2 separate regions of the Homo sapiens genome follow, and region 2 is linked to region 1. Evidence: chromatin contacts called from ENCODE Hi-C or POLR2A ChIA-PET data. All regions are on one chromosome and are shown on one strand. The core of a region is the stretch at or near the end of the contact, and the rest is flanking DNA. Distances in the headings are between cores, read along the strand shown.

Region 1 (5,129 bases), core at 2,082-4,581:
ATTCTCATGCCTCAGCCTCCTGAGTAGCTGGGATTACAGGCACACACCACCACGCCCGGCTAATTTTTGTATTTTTTAGTAGAGACAGAGTTTTGCCATGTTGGCCAGGCTGATCTTGAACTCCTGACTGCAGGTGATCTGCCTGCCTCAGCCTCCCAGAGTGCTGGGATTACAGGCGTAAGCCACTGCACCAGGCCAAGGATAATAACTCTTGAATCCTTTCAATACTAAATATTTATTGAATGTTTATTATGTCCCAACCCCCAGGCTAAGTGCCAGAAATACAGCAATGAAAAAGAAACACATCCAAAGTCACCAGGGAGCTTACATCCTAATGAGACAGACAATACACAAGAAAACAAATCGATTAAAAAATATAAACCTATGAGTGAATCTGCATTCGATAGGAAAGGCCACTCTAAGGAGGTGACAACTGAGCTGAGGCCTGAAAAAAGGAGCCAGATTTTTGAAAAGCTTGGGGAAGAACATTCAGACAACAAAGATGGCAAATATAAAGGCTCTGGGGTGAGAAACAGTAGGACCTGTTTCTCTGGAAAGTCCTGAGAGAGAAGTGAGGGATGAGCTGAGCTCAGAAAGGCAGGCAGGGTCAACACCTCAGCCCCTGGAGAGTATCAGAATTCTTAAGTTTATTCCAAAAGCAATGGGAAGCAATAGAAAGACTTTAGATAAGATTTGTAAAGATCATCCTGACTGCTAGGTGAAGGATAGATTGGAGACAGAGTGGCTGCAGGGAAAATGTGAAATGGTGGTGGTTTGGACTGGAACGCTGGTAGTGGAGATGGGGAGATGAAGTTCAAAGATAAAAACCATTTAAATATAAATGTATAAGCCGGGCAAGGTGGCTCATGCCTGTAACCTCAGCAATCTTGGAGGCCAAGGCGGGTGGATCACCTGAGGTCAGGAGTTTGAGACCAGCCTGGCCAACATGGCGAAACCCCATCTCTACTAAAAATACAAAAATTAGCCGGGCGTGGTAGCAGGCACCTGTAGTCCCAGCTACTCAGAAGGCTGAGGCACAAGAATCGCTTAAACCTGGGAGGCAGAGGTTGCAGTAAGCTGAGATCGCAGCAGTACACTCCAGCCTGGGGTACAGAGTGAGACTCCCTATCAATAAATAAATAAATAAAGCATATAGAGTAGGTATATAATGGGCTTTCCTTGGTCAATTCTTGGTTCTCATCTTACTTGGCCAGTCAGCAGAATTTGCCACAGTTGATCATTCCTTTCTTCCTGAAATACTTTCTCTACCTGCTTCTAGTACACCAGGCACTTAATGGTTTTCCACTGGCCCCTCCTCCTTAGTCTCTGTTGGTTTCTTCTTATTGCCTCTCCCTGTCCATGCTGGAGCATCCCAGGGCTCAATCCTTGGACTCTTCCCTTCTCCATTTACACACACACTCCCTTAGCTATTCATCAAGTGTCATCATTTAAATATCATATGAATCCCAAATGTATATCTCATCTGACTTCCAGATTCAAATGTCCAACTACCTACATAGTAGCTCCACCTGGATGCTGAATCACATCTCAATTTTTATAAAAGTAAACTCTTGATCTCCCTCCCTCTTGCTCTTCCCACAATACAATTCCACCCCAGGTCTTTCCCATCTGCCATTCTCCCTGTGTGACCTACTTTTTGCACAAAAATCCTCATCAATTGCTCCCATATCTTTCTCATCTTTCTCAAAAGCAACTTTTCCTGACCTTCCCTAACCAGGCTTCTCACCACCCCATTTAAAATTGCAACACTCAGGCCAGGCGCAGTAGCTCATGCCTGTAATCCAATACTTTGGGAGGTCAAGGTGGGAGGATCCCTTGAGCCCCCAAGTTCAAGGTTTCAGTGAGCCAGGATTGAGCCACTGCACAACAGCCTGTGCAAGAGTGAGACCCTGTCTCAAAAAAAAAAGATAAAATTGCAACATTCATCTCATATCCTCCAACACCATTCCCTGTTCTATTTTTCTCCCTAGCAGTCATCTCCTTGTAAGATTATTTACTTACATATTTGTTTAGTGGTTGTTTATACCCACAAAAACATATGCTCTATAAGGACATGGATTCTTATATGTTTTGTTAACTTGATGTTTTCCTAGTTCCTTGAACAGCACTTGATATACAGTATGTGCTCAATAAATAGTTGTTATATGCATAAATAAAAAATATTTTATTTTATTTATTTATTATTATTATTTTTTGAGAAGGAGTCTTGCTCTGTCGCCCAGGCTGGAGTGTAGTGGCGCGATCCCAGCTCACTGCAACCTCTGCCTCCCGGGTTCAAGCAATTCTCCTGCCTCAGCCTCCTGAGTAGCTGGGAGTACAGGCATGTGCCACCATGCCCAGCTAATTTTCGTATTTTGTATTCATGTATAAATTTTTGGCTCGCTCAAGGGTTTCACAACTTTCCATGTTATGAGTATATAAATTTGTATATGGAGAAAAAGGAATAACTTCGAGGTAGCTCAGGTTCATGAAGCTAGCTCTTGATACAATGAAGTATGTCATCCTGTGAACATGTGCACTTTAATTCCTTCTTATATTGCTATTAGGATTACAGTGACTTTTTCTTAATTTTGCTATTCATTCTGCGCAACTGTTTGCCTTTTTGGGAGTTCTATCACCATGTTATTACTGCAAACTGCGAACTCTTTTTAAGGTTCTTTCCTGCTTATGTTACCATCTTTCTTTTCTGGTCAAATAACAAATGGTGAGTTATGAAACATTTCTGTGTAGATTTTTATTTTGACCTGAGCAGGAAGCCAAGATATAACAGCTCCCAGGAATTAAGGATTGTTAAGAGCGACGAGTCTCCACTTCTTAAACTTTGTCTCTCCTGGGCCCTTCAGCCAGCCCCTGCGTCCGCAACGCTGAACCATCTCTGGGGCCACCACCTGCATCCTCCAGCCCTTTCCAGGGGTCCCTCCTCTGGCCGGCGCCCTCCCCAGTGCCCCGCCAGCGCTTACCAACGCCGGCGGAATTCGTGCTTCTCTTCCTCCGTGGTGGCTAAAGCCTTCTTTTTCCTCATAAAGCCTAACAACTCCTGGATCTCCTTCTCACAAGAGGCCAGGAGCGGGTTTTTCGCGTCCAGCGGCCCATAAAACACGGCTAGGGGCAATGAGTCCTCGGGGCAGGTCCACTGAAGCAGCGAGCTCCGGGAGCTCCCCTTCGACTCTGGGGGCGACCTCGAAGTCGCGGTGGAGGTCGGCGGCAGTTCTGGCAGAGACCCCGAGGTGGTAGAGTCGTCTGACGGAGAGCTCGAGGGGGAGCCCTGCGCCGCCATATTGACGCGCCCCGGCCCGCCTGGAGTATGTGTACACGCGGTTGCCTGGCGACGGTCTCGTGGCAACCGGGCATCCCGCGCGCATTCCGAGAAACACAGCGGCCCCTGGAGGGCAGAGCGAGAAAGAACCAGGTCCAGAAAACAATGATGCTCCTGAGGGCGTTGCCTGGTTGTGCGCTGGCACCGCTGTATGAAATGCGAACAGAGAATGTTCTGAGCAGAGCGCTGGCGAATATTAGAGCCAAAAATTTAAGGTCACAAATCCAGACTATACTCTTTATCCATGTTGGCCACTTAATAACGATAATGATGACGACCATGACCATTAACGTGTGTCAGGCATTAAGCATTTGAAACATGTACTTTCATTTATCTCATTTAATCATCATAACTACTTTACAACTTAGGATACTATTAGTATATCCATCTCACAGTTTAGGAAACCAAAGCTCAAGGAGGTTAAGTCATTTGACAAAAGTCAGCGTACAACCGTAGTGTCAGCGACCAGGTCCTCCAAAGGGAACTTGTGACTCCAAAGCCTGTGCTCAAAATGAATAGGCTGTATTGATCACTCCCCAAAACAAAGCTTATTAATCAAATTGAAATTAGAGAAATATCTGACAAGCAGTTTAAGAATCAAATACAGTTGGCCCTCCAAATCTCGGGTTCTTCATCTGTGGATTCAAGCAACTCCAGATTGTAAATATTCAGAACAAAATTAGAAATAACAATACAACAATAAAAATAACACAAAATACAACTATTTACATGGCATTTATACTGTATTAGGTATTACTAGTTATCTAGAGATGATTTAAAACATCCTGAAGGATGTGCACAAATTATATGCAAATACTACAGCATTTCATATCAGAGGCTTGAGCATCCACAGATTTTGGTATCTGCGGGTGTCATGGAACTAGTCCCCCACAGATAGCCAGGGAGTACTGAATATGCAGCTGATCCATTCTCTTTCCTCTATTTGTACCTTGAGGTCTGTAACTGTGGACATGATGTCTATGCCTCTAATAATTATGATTACATCTATTTATGCACATTCCAGCCTTACTTTAATTATCTCTGTATTCTAAATTAATGTGCATTTTGCTCAACCTTAACCATAGGACATTAATACATACTAGTGGCCTGAAGTGTTAACTCTCAAAATACTTTGCATTTTAAACAGGGCTTTTAGGAGACTTTACTTCTGATGGGGAAACTACAGACCTCCAGGGAAATACTTGGGGAGTTTATTCTTAGCCTGTGTATTATAGGCAAAAGTCAGAGTTAAATTTATTAAAGTATGAGTATTGAGAAAATGGAGAACCTTCTTTTCTATAAATTATGCAACACAATAAATTATCTAAGAGAAGAACCAGAAATATTTGGTGGCTTAGAAAAATCAGTCTTTAACCCTGAAAATTGTTACCAGTTCTATCACACTTAAATAAAGACAGTGACCCTAACACCCTGTGAACCCAATTTTCCATTTCAGACTAAGAAGCTTATTGGACCACAGCCTGATATCTTTCAAGTCTGACCTAATTTTATGCAGGCTCTGTGGGCCTGTGCTAATTTGTGAGGCTGGCCTAATATGTCATGTCTACTGTACCCTAATATTCTTTGAAGGAAAATAATTTTGCTCATCGGCACAGTTAATTATAGCCAGAGAAACTTCCTGGCAAGCAGTGAGACGCAATGACACCTCACTGTAGGAGTCCAATTCTCTAATCAGGATGTAGATATCATCCTTTGATCAACAAAGATTTTATCTTGTTCTCTAAGTGAACAACAAAAATTGTAAGGCTTTAAAGAATGTAGTCCTAGAGAA
Region 2 (5,227 bases), core at 322-2,821, 230 kb before region 1:
CAAAGGAGGGAACAGATGGGCTTTCTTATCTGCTTGCTCAGGTCAGGGGCAGAAAGAGAAGGACAGTGGTCGGGCTTGAAAGCTGTCAGCCATTGAACATCAAAATGGAGTCACACTTATTACAACCACACGATTTTAAAATGGTAACTCGTCCCCCTCCAACCTCTACTCCTTATATTCTCCATAGCACTTATCATTTTTGCCCACACTCTGTAATTTACTTGTGTTTATAGTTTATTGCCAGCATGTTTATTATCTATTAGAATATAGGGCAAGATTTTGCACAATATTGTTATATATTTTGTTTAGACTGTATATATGAGTATTGGGCCACTGATACTTGCCAGGAGCTTAGAACAGTGCCTAGCATATTGAAAGTGCACAAACTTATTTTTTAAACGAATTAATGAATGATAAGAAATGTATGCATTATTAGATGAATCACTATTGAATGTGTCAGAGGACCTCATGATAGAAGTGTTTATCACAAATGGCATGGAGAAACTCTTGAATGTGGATGTCCATATTATTAAATATGAAAAAAGCGCTGTAATATTATTTTTACTACTCTACCTGACTGCTTATATATCTGTGAGCATATGGATACAGAAATTGTATTCTATGCATCTTTATATCTTCACTGCCTAGATCAGAGCCTGGCAGTGAGAGAGTTAACAGATACTGGTTGACTAAATAAATAAATCGATGAACAAACTAAATGAAAGAGCTGACACTAACAATTGCAGCACATTTAAATAATTAGCTACCTACAACAGTTTATTAAACAGTTCAGTGCAATATGATGCAGAAACTTACTTTTTCAAAATAGGTTTGTTTTTAATATTTTAAGTCAATGTTTTAGAAAAAAAGAAAACACTCCATAGCTTTTATTCGTAAAAAGGTTTAGTCTTTTTAAAAAGTAAATTAAATGTATAAAAAAATCAAAGCATTGTTAATTTGTTCATTCTATATATGAAATTAAACAACCCAGCTGTGTGCCTTCATAAAATAATTGCTTTATTGAGAACTGTAATTTTTTTTTTTTTTGAGACAGAGTCTTGCTCTGTCATCCAGGCTGGAGTACAGAGGGGCAATCTCAGCTCACTGCAACCTCTGCCTCCCGGGCTCAAGTGATTCTCCTGCCTTAGCCTCCCGAGTAGCTGGGATTACATGTGCCGCCACAAAGCCTGGTTAATTTTCATATTTTAGTAGAGACAGGGTTTCTTCGTGTTGGCCAGCCTGGTCTCCAACTCCTGGCCTCAAGTGATCTGCCCACCTCAGCCTCCCAAAGTGCTGGGATTACAGGCATGAGCCACCACACCCAGCCAGAGCTATAATTTTAAGTGAAATCATGTATGAAAACTTCCCTGAATAATAAAAAGCAAGCATACTATGGATATAGGAATTTCTAAAACTTACATAAAATTTAAGTCTATTTAATAAACTAGGGTGAAGGAACTCTCTTCAAAGGTATCCCTCCCCTGTGCATGGAGAGACGCACCTGTATGCCGCCCGGTGCCTCTGCAGAGCAACTGCAGCCAGCTGAAGCCGGGCCTCCACCACAATCTCCAGCTCGCCAGCGGAGCACTGAGACAGGGTCTTCTGTTCCACCTCGGACAGAAGGAAGTTTAGCCTGTCCTCAGCTTCCATCAGTAACATCGACTAAGGAAAGGATACCATACATCACGTGAGTTCAGAAATAATACAAATACTGTCTCTTTCTTCTTTAGCAAATATTTTTCATGTACTGAAAAGTAACAATGAATGGAAGACCAAAAAGGAACTTGGTATCTAATTACCAGAGAAGAGAGTTCAGCAAAAAGGAAAAAGGCAACAGAAAACGAAAAGGAAAGTGAAAGCAAGCGTCAGCATGCATGACAGTGACCTTTTCTTGTGTGCACAGCTGGTGCTTACTATTCACAGTAGTTATGTTCTATAAAGTTCTTGCAAACACTGATTACTGGATACTGAGCCATTGCTCCTAGGGGAGACATGGAGAAAAGTACCCGAGAGCCTCTGGTCACAACATTTTCATTAACTGCTCAATACACAGCCTCCTTGTTTAATGTGTGTTTATGGCTAAGGATATATAACAGTATATTTAATATATACTGTTAATTTGCTAACCTTGAACTCACAGCCAATAGCACTCACTTCTGAAGGAAGCTTATCTAACACACATAGCTTCTCCATAAGGGACACCACAGCCCTCTTAACTTAGAAATGCTCCACAGCACTTCAGCACTATGCTGGAGGGTCATTGTAAATATTGACAAAAATTCAAAAAGCATGGTACTAAATAGACCGTGAAAAGGACACTTGTTTACAGTATGAGAGTGGCAACAAAAAGTCAGAGCATCTCCTTGTTCAACTCAGCTGGGAATACGTGCATTGAGCAGCTCAAATTTTTCTGTGCTCTGCGTGTGTTCACGAATAGCCAACAGAGTGCCAAGAGTGTTGATTTTCAGGCTACAAATAAATTTCAGTAGATCTGCAAATTAGCAAACACAGAATCTGTGAATAATGTGGATCAACTGTATTTCAAGTTAAAGTATGGTCACCTAGTTGGTAATGTGAAGATAATGAGATTTTTACAGTAGACAATCAATAGTAAATAGCAGCCTAACATGGCAGAAGATAAAGGGACCAACCAATCTTTCAAGTGACAGGCCACTAAAAATGTATTTGTGCAGAGCAGTGAATATTATATAAATATTAGGGCAATTCAGTATAATGTTTAAGAACATGGATTTTGAATCAAAAAGATGTAGTCCTTCTCCTGGATCTATATTTTATTAGTTGTATGATATTAGTCAAATTCTTAGATGTCTAAGCCTCAGTTTTCTCATGGTTCAGCACAGCACAGTTCAAAATGATTACTACCTACATCATAAAGTTATAAAAATTAAATAATCATGCAAAAGCTGTTGATGCCATTGTCATCACTATTATTGGGAAATGATAAACGGGATGGAATACTCATATCCCACCAAATAATGAATCATGTTTCTTTGTTGTTTTTTTTTTTGAAATGGAGTTTCGCTCTTTTTGCCCAGAATAGAATGCAGTGGCGTGATATTGACTCACTGCAACCTCTGCCTCCTGGGTTCAAGCGATTCTCCTGCCTCAGCCTCCTGAGTAGCTAGAATTACAGGCATGCGCCATCACACCCAGCTAATTTTGTATTTTTAGTAGAGACAGGATTTCTCCATGTTGGTCAGGCTGGTCTTGAACTCCCGACCTCAGGTGATCCGCCCACCTCGGCCTCCCAAAGTGCTGGGATTACAGGTGTGAGCCACCGCGCCCAGCCGAATCATATTTTCTGAAGCACCTTAATCAGGTTGTGAAGTCAAAGCTGGACACCACTGGACATCTACTTTTCTCATGAGGAGTAAACTCCACCTCTGGCTCCAACCCATTCTTACACAAGAAAAGGTAACTGCTCTCACAAGAGCAAGCATAACTCTGAAAGCAGGCCCATCCAGGGCCTAATAGTGGATTTTTGGTAACTAACTTAATGGTTTGAAAACAGTTTCAAACTTACCTTTAGCATGCTAAGAGTGATCTCATCTTTAAGTTTTGTAAGATTATAAAATGAACTTCCATCATCCTTTGAATATATCTCTATAAAGACACAAAATTTTGGAAGGACCAAGGATATCTATGGTTAGTTTAAATATTAATTCTAGGTTTATTTTATTTTATTTTGAGACAGGGTCTGGCTCTGTCACCCAGGCTGGAGCACAGTGGCACAATCTCAGCTCACTGCAACCTTCACCTCCTGGGCTCAAGCCATCTTCTCACCTCAGCCTCCCGAGTAGCTGGGACTACGGGCGCACACCACCATGCCCGGCTAATTTTTGTATTTTCTGTAGAGATGGGGTTTCACTATGTTGCCCAGGCTAGTCTTGAACTCCTGAGCTCAAGTGATCTGCCCACCTCGGCCTCCCAAAGTGCTGGGATTATAGGCATGAGCCACTGCACCCACCCTAATTCTATTAATAGTTTTTAAAACTCATCATTCACAGGAAAACTATCCATAAGTTTAATAATTTTTTAAAAAACACAATGATAATATAGAAACACGGGAATATAGAAACATATTCCTGTATCAAATAGTCCCTAATGTCATATATTAGAAGGCTGAAGCTGATTCTTACAACAAATCAGACAATTCTGAAAGAATTTTTTAGGTATTTAGTGATGTTATTCAAGTTATTGGCTACTGATATAGTTTTTCCTCTTCTGGGATCCCAGGACTCCTGAAAGCCCTCTTCCAGATATTTCTAACATTTCAATAAGATCTCCATGGAAGCATCAGTTCTGCTGATGTGAACAAGCCCCTCAGTCTAAGAGCTGAGCGTGAGACCAGCTGGAAGAGCATAATCCACAATACTCAAATATCTCTTTCAAAATCTCCATCCACGATCCAAAGCCTGCTCTTATTCTGAACAGGGGAGAAGTGAGAGAATTCAGATCACAGTCTTTGCCTGCTTCATTCAACTGGGCTTCTAGACTGTGGGAGAGAAAGATAAACCACAAATCATTTGACTACAAATGACAGAAAAATATATCCACCTGAAGAAATTAAGTTTGTTAAGTACAAAGAAAAATTCTGAAATAACATGGAACTTAATACACCGAACTTCCTCTCCTCTTTCAACAGCAACACTTCCCTACCTGGCTAGTCTCCTAAATTATGAGGGTCTGAATCTAGGGGTCAGCTGAGGATGAGGGAGGGCTAGGGCTCTTGGAAGGCCCAGCAGGAGGATCTGGGACTGGGCTTTTTCACCTAAGGGAGAAAGTAAGAATGACAGAGACAATGATGGAGACAAACCAAATGCCTGAACGTGGTACAAAAGAAGCCTGGAATGCATGTTACCATACAAAAGACCCTAGGAAGAGTTTAACCTAGACATTTTCATGAACCCATGTGTGATAAAATTAACATGGGTCCCACATGAGTGTTCTCCTCTAGAATAAAAAGAAGAGCTAGACAGATAGGCCATCCATAGGCGAAGAGATATAGGAGTCCTGATGCCTTAGGAAGGCTAGTTACCTGCCTGCCACTCTACATCTCACTGACTTCACCTTCTCCATTGCATAGCTGATACCAACAAAACAGGAACCCCAATGGGATGACCAGCAAAAATAACACCATATCTAGGATCTGTGTTTCAGACTAATCATGTTCACTTATATGCATACTCCTCTCCTTTCTGAGCAC

The links. Hi-C counts contacts between places; a loop is a spot of excess contacts on that map. ChIA-PET counts read pairs that join two places held with the same protein, here RNA polymerase II (POLR2A). Pooled maps may share reads with other maps.
Region 2: a loop to region 1 is called in a pooled map, with 3 times the contacts of the local background. The contact joins the enhancer-like site here to the promoter of CFAP54 in region 1. A Hi-C loop is called at or near these places in 5 of 50 pooled maps. POLR2A ChIA-PET finds 5 or more read pairs at or near these places in 2 of 52 experiments (Panc1 and common myeloid progenitor, CD34-positive).

What each region holds. Positions count from the first base shown.
Region 1 is chr12:96,487,779-96,492,907 of GRCh38, reverse strand. It overlaps CFAP54 (cilia and flagella associated protein 54), which reads right to left and starts at 3,331. Exons shown (of 68, transcript NM_001306084.2): 1 at 2,982-3,331. The coding sequence starts at 3,298. RefSeq lists an enhancer at 3,083-3,292 and a silencer at 3,183-3,477.
Region 2 is chr12:96,716,840-96,722,066 of GRCh38, reverse strand. CFAP54 (cilia and flagella associated protein 54) reads right to left here. Exons shown (of 68, transcript NM_001306084.2): 49 at 3,545-3,624; 50 at 1,502-1,662. Among named protein-coding and RNA genes, the nearest start is that of NEDD1, 190 kb to the left of the region's middle. RefSeq lists enhancers at 1,622-1,731, 1,752-1,931. Within about 2 kb of position 1,571, at least 8 of the 41 ENCODE cell types and tissues checked have a DNase peak (open chromatin) inside an H3K27ac peak, as active enhancers do.